Regions from separate parts of the Homo sapiens genome. Here region 2 is linked to region 1. Evidence: chromatin contacts called from ENCODE Hi-C data. All regions are on one chromosome and are shown on one strand. The core of a region is the stretch at or near the end of the contact, and the rest is flanking DNA. Distances in the headings are between cores, read along the strand shown. Region 1 overlaps ERG (ETS transcription factor ERG). Region 2 overlaps LINC02940 (long intergenic non-protein coding RNA 2940).

Evidence for each region. Hi-C counts contacts between places; a loop is a spot of excess contacts on that map. Pooled maps may share reads with other maps.
Region 2: a loop to region 1 is called in a map of CD14-positive monocyte, with 2.3 times the contacts of the local background. The contact joins two enhancer-like sites. A Hi-C loop is called at or near these places in 1 of 168 maps with a recorded cell type or tissue (CD14-positive monocyte) and 1 of 50 pooled maps.

What each region holds. Positions count from the first base shown.
Region 1 is chr21:38,471,546-38,475,527 of GRCh38, reverse strand. All of the region lies in intron 1 of ERG (ETS transcription factor ERG), which reads left to right. Among named protein-coding and RNA genes, the nearest start is that of ERG, 25 kb to the left of the region's middle. Within about 2 kb of position 2,532, at least 3 of the 41 ENCODE cell types and tissues checked have a DNase peak (open chromatin) inside an H3K27ac peak, as active enhancers do; they include CD14-positive monocyte, where a contact is called at or near this core.
Region 2 is chr21:39,002,517-39,006,832 of GRCh38, reverse strand. LINC02940 (long intergenic non-protein coding RNA 2940) reads left to right here. Exons shown (of 7, transcript XR_007067867.1): 3 at 49-1,173. Among named protein-coding and RNA genes, the nearest start is that of LINC02940, 15 kb to the left of the region's middle. Within about 2 kb of position 1,937, at least 26 of the 41 ENCODE cell types and tissues checked have a DNase peak (open chromatin) inside an H3K27ac peak, as active enhancers do; they include CD14-positive monocyte, where a contact is called at or near this core.

The DNA.
Region 1 (3,982 bases), core at 1,283-3,782:
GGACAGGCAGAGGGTGTCTGAGAGCAGCACATCCTCTTATAATCTAGTTTCACAGAGGAGGCTGTCAGAAGAACAGCCCTACCCTAAGGAAGGGTCCATCTGCTTTGATTGTAATCGGGCACAGTCCTGGACACCGAGTCCCTTTCTGTCAGGTGCGAAAAGCTTGGGGAATGCATCTTGGTCATGGGTTGCTACTAAAATGAGCGTGTCATCTTCAGGGGACAGGAATTAAAGGCACAGAGAAAAACTGAAATTATTTAGCTTCCCTTCCCTTCTCCCTTCTTCCCATCTCCCATCCCTTGCCACTGATTATGGTGGGGCTGGCTTTATATATTCTCTAGTTTCTCATATGTTGACTTATTTTTGCAGTCGTTTCAGTTCTAGGCCATTTGGTGCATTATGTTCCGCGTTTATGGGCATGCGCTTTGGAACCAGGCAGCTGGCTTAGAATTCTGGTGCATTAACTGGCAAGATGCTCTAGGCAACTTATTTAATTTTTGGAGTCTCAGTTTTCCTCATCTTTAAAATGGGCATAATGGTAGCTAGTGTGCAGGTTAGATGCATTAATTCACATGTGCATGTCTTTTAGAGCCGCCACGCTGTGATCACGTTATTAAATGTTAGATGTTATCAGGAAGGTCCTATATTGTCTACGATGCTTCACTTTCTTTGATTCATCTGTTTCACTGAGAAAAGTGAGATAAATTATCATTAATCTAGAGACATTTTTGTAGGCTAAAGGCTTCTTATCACAACGTTTTCTCCAAAAAATAACGAACAGACAAAAAAAAAAAAATGGAGCCAAGTCTTTCACCGTATTTGTTTGTTTATACAAGGGCTATATAGTCACCACCTTCCATACAGGTAGGAGTCTCATGACTTTTTGGTGACCCTTTCAGAGCAAGGGTTATTTCTGCCCCACAGGCATCATTTGACTTAGTGAGATTTTCAACACACCCTCAAAGCACATGTTTTTTAGGGCAAAGAGTTGAGGAGAAGAGAGGCAGGGTGAAAGTCTGAGCCTTTGGTGCAGCACCTCTGCTGGCTTCTGAGACTCTGTGTCACCCAGGGGTGGGAGGACAGTTCTCTCCAGGGCACTCATCAGGACCCTGCTGCCTGTGGTCATGAGACAAGGAGATCATGTGTCACAAAGGCACTCAACATGCAGAGGCGGTGTCGCCTGTCACCTGGAGGGGCTGCACGCAATGAACTTCCAGTCTCCATGTGACCTCCCACTTCTTGGCTTTCCTACTGAGGAATTTGCCATTTCCTGTCGAGAAGTCCAGGGTATACAGGAGCAGTAAATGCCGTGGAGAGGGTGGGGGCGGGAGAACCACAGGAAGTCCTCAGATATGACCATTTGGGTTGGTGGAGTCGGGACCAACAATGGGTTTTACCTCTCACAGTTAAACTCCATTGATGATGCACAGTTGACAAGAATTGCCCCTCCAAGATCTCATTGCTGTTTCTGGGAAGTAAACGCTCCTTAAAAGATTTACTTGTGAGTAAACTTCTAACCACTCTTCTTTAGCTGTCTAAGGAAAAAAAAGTCAGTTGGCTCATGTTTTCCAACTTACTTCCTATTATATACACACATACATATACACACACATACACACATATACAACACTTACACACACATACGCTCACACATACACATGCATACATACGCAAACATGTACACATACACATGCATACGTACGCAAACATGTACACATACACACACACACACATATATATATTTATGCCTGTTTAGATCCAAAATCACACACTTTATATAGATAAAACTTAAGTGAACTTTAATATCTGTACCATACATTTAACTTCATTTCACAAAATAGTAATATGTCCAAACCACGTCTTTCAAAAAAAATTTTCCCTCTCTCAATTATTTTCTCTGAGATTACAAAGGATATCTTCTCCTAGGATTTGTAAATGCATCTTAATTTTTGATGCTCCCAGATTTGAGTCAATTTCCCCTACGTGAAGTGAGGATTAAGTTTGAATCATTATTATTTCACCACTCTCTGGTATCTAAAATAATTATTTTTTTCTTATTTAAAATTGTCTTTAAAAAACAGCTTTGTATATATATATATATGTATATATATAATTGAATGCAAGGTCATATTAAGATTTAAAACCATGGGCTCAGTTTCTGAAAGAGCAATGAAAAGCTGGACAAGATAAAGGAAAGAATTCACTAAAGACAGAGGATCCCACGGAAGCTTCGCCTGCCTAGGCAGAGTGTGGGTAATATCCAGATGAGGCTGAAGTGATGTGAGTCAAATTTGGGAATTTATTTGACCTGGCTGAGCTCCTGTGCCCTTTTGACGTGTCTCTAAGCCTTTTTTTTTTTTTTTTTTTTGAGCGCATCCTCCATTTCATTTTGAAGTATGTATTTGTAGACGGTTTTATGCTGTGAAAATGAAAACTTGCTACACCTCAGAACTACGTCTCAGAAGGCAGCGGACTGGTCTTGCAGGTCCCGGAAGTTCTGCCCCGCAGTGCCTGCTGCCTGCCTCATGCCGGGTCTGCAGGCGGGGAGCCGAGGTCAGCCGAGGAGCCAAGCTCAAGGGCCGAGATGGGCTGCAAAACTCATTTCCTCCAGGCCCTGCTGGGGCTCCTTGAAATGGAAAAATAAAAAAGTCAGGCCCAGCATGCACCAAGACAGGGCAGACAAACGACAAGACTGCAGGTCTGAGCTCCAAGCGCACGAATTGCCCACGTGCAGCCATTTTCTGCTTTGAGCGTCATGGAAAAGAGAAACTTAGTAGCTGAGACACGTTTCTTCCCCTTCTCCTGTGATTTGGGAATGCCCTTTTCCAAACGTTCATTTTCTTTTTTCTCCCTCCTGACTCTCAGGGCTTCATGTTCCTTATCGTAGAGTGTAGCTGCCCTGTGGAGGCCTGCGCAATGTGATGAGCTCAGCGGGGGTAACCAATATTGCCACCTCACGTGGGAGCCTCACCACTCTTAGGACGTGTTTTCAGGGGAGAGTTAGAGTTTTAGAAGTTACAAATACCACACTCGCAAGCAAACTTTGGGGACACAACCTCTGTCTTTATCTCTAAACTGGTGATCCTAAAATATGTCCCGTATACTATGTGGAGTGGCATGGAGGAGCAAATGAGACGGTAATTGAAGGGTGTTTATTAAATTATAAAGTGCCCAGCGTATAATCCCGTCATTGACTTTACATAATGGCTAGTGTAACACCCATTGCATAGAGTGCTGGCATGCAGTATTTTCTATGAGTGACTTAAGGTGGCATACAATAATAGTGCACCGTTTCATGCCTTCCTTCCTTCCTTCCTTTCTTTCATTCTTTCTTTCTTTCTTTCTACAATGATTTTACATCTGGTATGTGCCAGGAGTTGTTCTAGGTTCTGGGAAAACAGTCTCTGCCCTCCTGGGTTTTACATTCTGGTGTATCTTTTGTTTCAGGTAATACTCAAATCAACAAATGCCCGCATTCAGGCTCATCATACACGCTATACGATCAAATGAAGCAGCATATGGAATAGAGATCAACAGGGGAGGGGGAAGCTTTTGGAGGGAGGATCCAGTGATCTCATAAAGATCTTGTCTGAGCCTGTTAGTTCTGAGGTGTGTTTTGGACATTGAAAAACCTGAAAGTAATTAACCTTCCCAATCTAAACCGTATTTTCCACAAATAGGTTTGTTGGATACTAGTATTTTCACGTGTAATTAGAAAAGGAATTACTTTCCATTATTAACAAATAGATGTGACTTTGACTCATGTTCATTTTTTTTGGCCACAAATTCTCAGACTTTTGATCTTAATGGTCAAGTGCAGGTAAGAGGAAATGAAACAAAATTAAGCAATGATTTGAATACATTTTCTCCCTTGTAGAAGACTAATTATAGTTTGGTCATTGAGTAATTTTCTCAGCTGCTTAGGATCTTTAATTAGGTTTGATATTCACTATGAATGTGTGGCAGGGTTTCTTGGGAAAGT
Region 2 (4,316 bases), core at 688-3,187, 530 kb before region 1:
GAGATGCACACAGCTTGAACTGACTCGATATTCTTTTTTTTTCATCAGGTGTCATCTTGCTGGAGGGCAGAAGGATTCCCTGGAACCTGGGGGCCAGCAGGACAGAGGAAACAGAAAGTACATGACCGATGATGTCTTTCGACCACAGAAAGGGCTGGAAGAAGCAGGGGACCTACTGTTTGAATAAACCCAGTGGAAAAACAGAAGCCCCATTTCATACTTGACTCAGCTCTTCAAGTTTAAATCTTGAATCTCCTCAACTACACGGAACAGTGTCTCTCCCAAGTCATCTGACACCCACTCTGTTCTCTGGATCATTCCTTCCTAGAGAACGTTGCTCTTGGAGGGCTGTGATCTGCTCTCACCCACTTGCCTTTCTGACCCACTGAGTGCATCTCAACAGTCACTTGGGGTGATCCGATCTGACCAGGAAGGGTTGGGTGGCTCGTGGAGCTTGGGAAGCACTCTCACTGTGGCGGTCCCCATTGGTGGTCATGGGGTTGCCACAGTGAGCTACGTTTCTACCCTCATCTCTCTATATGTTACCGTGGAATCTCTGACTGAGGACCCATGGGCTCACCCAATGTGATAAAGTCCTGAAGCTCAGCCGGGACGTCCGACCCCAGCTGCAGGACTTTCCAATAGACAGATGCATAGAACTTGAGAAGAAATCGACTTAGAAACCTGAAGTTGGAAAACTGGTTGCCTGACATTCTGTGCAAGACTGAATCTCTGAGAAATGAAGGCTGTGTAACTTTGGGACCATGTCTTTTCCAGCCTACATAGACCCCCAGGAAACTTTGCAGTTGTTCCCCAAGTATGGATGGAGTCAAACTTGATGTCCTTTCATCCCCCCATCCCATCCACTAATCCATATCCTTTGGAAATTTTAGAGTGCCGGGCCTCATGTAAATACACCAAAAACAATTTAAGTCATTTATGTTCTACTAAGCCAAGAGTTCTTTAGCGGTGGAAGAAGATGGGGTCTTACACGAATGGAAGGGTCTTGGCTATTTGCGTCGGTATCAACAGAAGGACTAGACGCTTGCACTAAAAGAAAAAGCTGAGGGATGGGGGCAGGAAGCGGGAAGCTGGGACCCAAGCCCCACCTTCCTGAGTTGGAAGGTGACAGGTAGACTCCTGCTTGTTTGCCAGAGAGGCCTGGCAGAGGAGGTGAGTACACGACATTGCTAAGTGGATTGAGTAATGTCCCCCGCAAATTCATGTCTAACCAGAACCTCAGAATGTGGCTTTATTTAGAAGCAGGGTCTTTGCAGATGTTAAGTCAAGATGAGGTCATAGTGAATTAGAGTGGCCCCAAATCCAATGCCTGCTCTCCTTCTAGGAAGGGGAGAGAGACACAGGGAGAAGGCCGCGTGAAGCTAGAGGCAGAGATGAGGGCGGTGCAGCCACGGCCAAAGAATGCCGAGGATGGTGGCTGGGACAGGCAGGGAAGGTTCCTCCCTGAGCCTTCAGGGGAGCGTGGCCCTGCCACTGCCTTGTTGCCAGACTTCTGCCCTCCAGAACTATGAAAGGATAAATTTCTGTTGTTTCAAGAACAAAAGAATTAACACCTAGTTTGTGGTCATTTTTATAGCAGCCCTAGGAAATGCATACAGCTGGGGAGACCTTCTTCCAGGGACCTGCCTCTGAAAGCATAAAAGCAAGTGCCTTCCAGCATCTGGCAGGGTGATGGCCCAGCCTCGGCACTCCCCCACCCTCCTGCCAATCCCCCTGCCCCCCCGGGCCCCCCGCCTCCCCCCCCCCCCCGCCCGCTTCCTGCTCAAGGCTCTGTGGCTGCTGGCAAGGCCTCTGTAGGGAATAGGTTCAAGAGGAGGCCTGGCGTGGTGTCGGCCCATGGTCCATGCTGGACAGACAGCTTGGCTTACTGCGGTGGCCTTTTTCCTCTTTGTGAGCGTGTGCTGGAGAGAGAAAGGCAAGGGAGGAAGTAGAGGAGGCCGGGTCTGCAGAGCTGAGGAAACCGATGTAAACACTCTGAGAAACAGCCACTCAGCGGGTGTGAGAGTTGGCCTGAATGCCGTGGACAGGGCTCTACGGAGGGGGCTGGAGTGGGAGACCTTCGTCGTCACAGCTCTGCCCCTCACTATGTGACCCAAACAGGGTACACTTCCCAGCTGCCTCAGTCTCCTCATCTGAGGAATGGGCTGATTCACACAATATCACATCCGAGGGTGTGCTGAGGATGTCATACACATATCCCTGGCAAGGCTGCTGGGAGGACAGAGTGAGTGAGCAGGTGCAAGACTATTGTCTCTCTGGTCCGTGCTGTAAAACAGTAGCTGCTAGAGGATTGCAGTGATATTGTCGTTTCCTTAGTAACAGATGTTGCTGTTTGGGAAATTCCTACAGCCAACGGCCAAGCTCCTGGCATTTAATGCTGGTGTCTCCAAAGATTGGTTCTCATCTCTTGAGGGCTTGTTTTTAATGAGGGCACACTCGTGCCCCCAGAGCATGCAGGTTGATGTCACACGCAGCCCTGAATCACACTGTGGTACCGAATCACACTGTGGTACCACGTTTCCCTGACGTAAAGCTAGGAGAGGAACGATGTGACCATCCCAAATGTTCCAGTCACCCTGACCTTTAACCCTGGATTCTAAGAAGGCTCCAGATGTTTTTTGTGGTTAGAGCTCCCAGAAAATGACTCCTTCCTCTATGAGACATTATCTGATGACAAGAAGATTCTGAGCAATGTGGGGGAGTGAGAATATTTTCATAATATCTGCCATTAGAATGACTTAGAAATGGAAGACCCAGGTTCAGAAATTAGGATCCCATGCACACTGTACTCTTGTGAGGAGGTGCAGAAGTTATCTCTTCCCTTGGTAATCCTCTTTCTTAGAACTCGGATATTTATCAACCACCTAACTGGCTGCTTGAAGGATGGACACCTTTTTTTGTTTTGCAAAGAAAGGAAGTTGCAAAAGGTCACAAAGCAACTCCATATCCTTTGGAAATTTTAGAGTGCCAGGCTTCATGTAGATAAACCGAAAACAATTTAAGTCTTTTATGTTGTACTAAGTCAAGAGTTCTTTAGCAGTGGAAGAAGATGGGGTCTTACATGAATGGAAGGGTCTCGGCTATTTGCATTGGTATCAAGAGAAGGACTAGATGCTTGCTCTAAAAGAAAAAGCTGAGGGATGGGGACAGGAAGCGGGGAGCAAATCTGAGACTGAATAAATGTAAATAAAAGAGCTAAGATTGTTGAGCAGGTGCTAGGAGCTGGGTCAGATTTTATTCCCAAGAAATCTTAATTATTCTGCCTCCTCCTAGATAGGGAACGTGTTGCTTACCTTTGCATCCACACCTGGCTCGCACCAACCATGCAACCAATAATTGTTCATCTGATGAAGGTTGTCAAAGGCTTGGACAACCCTTCAGTAACTCTTTAAGGGAAACCACCCACCCATTTCATCTTATCGGCTTGGCTTTCAGTATTTATCATGTCAGTGACTCTTTATCCCAGACCCGAGGTTGATTTTGGTCACCTGGCGGGGTCATTAGAGCCGTGATGTCATCACACACCTGGCCCAGCTGGTTGGGACTGGGGCTTCGATGCTGTATGTGCGACCAGGCTTGTTAGGCTCAGCAGAGAGCTGGCATCCTGGCCACTGGCTGGGGTCAGGGTTTCCCAGCAGGGCGTCTCCTTCCTGGGAACACCCTCTTCTCCCCACCTTTGGTCTCCTCTCCTGCATCTGGCACCCAGAACCTCCCTGGGCCTTCTCTATCCCTCCAACCACCTGCCTGGACTTAGCTGGCTTCCACATTCAGCAAGGAGAGGGGTGAGGGGCTAGAGGGTAGGGCCCGGCCTGGGGTCTTCTGATGCCCCATGCTGTGACTTGGCCCTTGTAGCTGCTGCTCTGCCTCTGGGCCGGATCAGTGGGAGGTGGAGGCCCTGGAAGGAGGTGCAGTGGCTCTAGGGTTCTACTGGCAGCAGCATGAGTCTAGCGCATCATTGTCAAAGGAAATAATTACAGGCCGGAGACGCAGTTCCTTGTGGCCTGATTTGGGCCATGACGTCTCCCAGAAAGCCTCTTCTGAGGTGAGAGATTTTGATAATCCCAAGGGCAACAGGTTTCCTCTTTGCACCTCATTACCATTTTTCTTGGCTTAGAAATGAATGTCAGCCCCGGTCAATGTACATTCTGTGTCATTTAAGAATTACTAATATATGGGTGGAATTACACTAATATGTTCACACTGTGACGTTCCTTCTGGGTTCCATAAGGGATACAAAGGTGATTTGAGCATGCATCTTGTCTTTAAGAACTCTGGCATAGCAGGGATACAAGTGC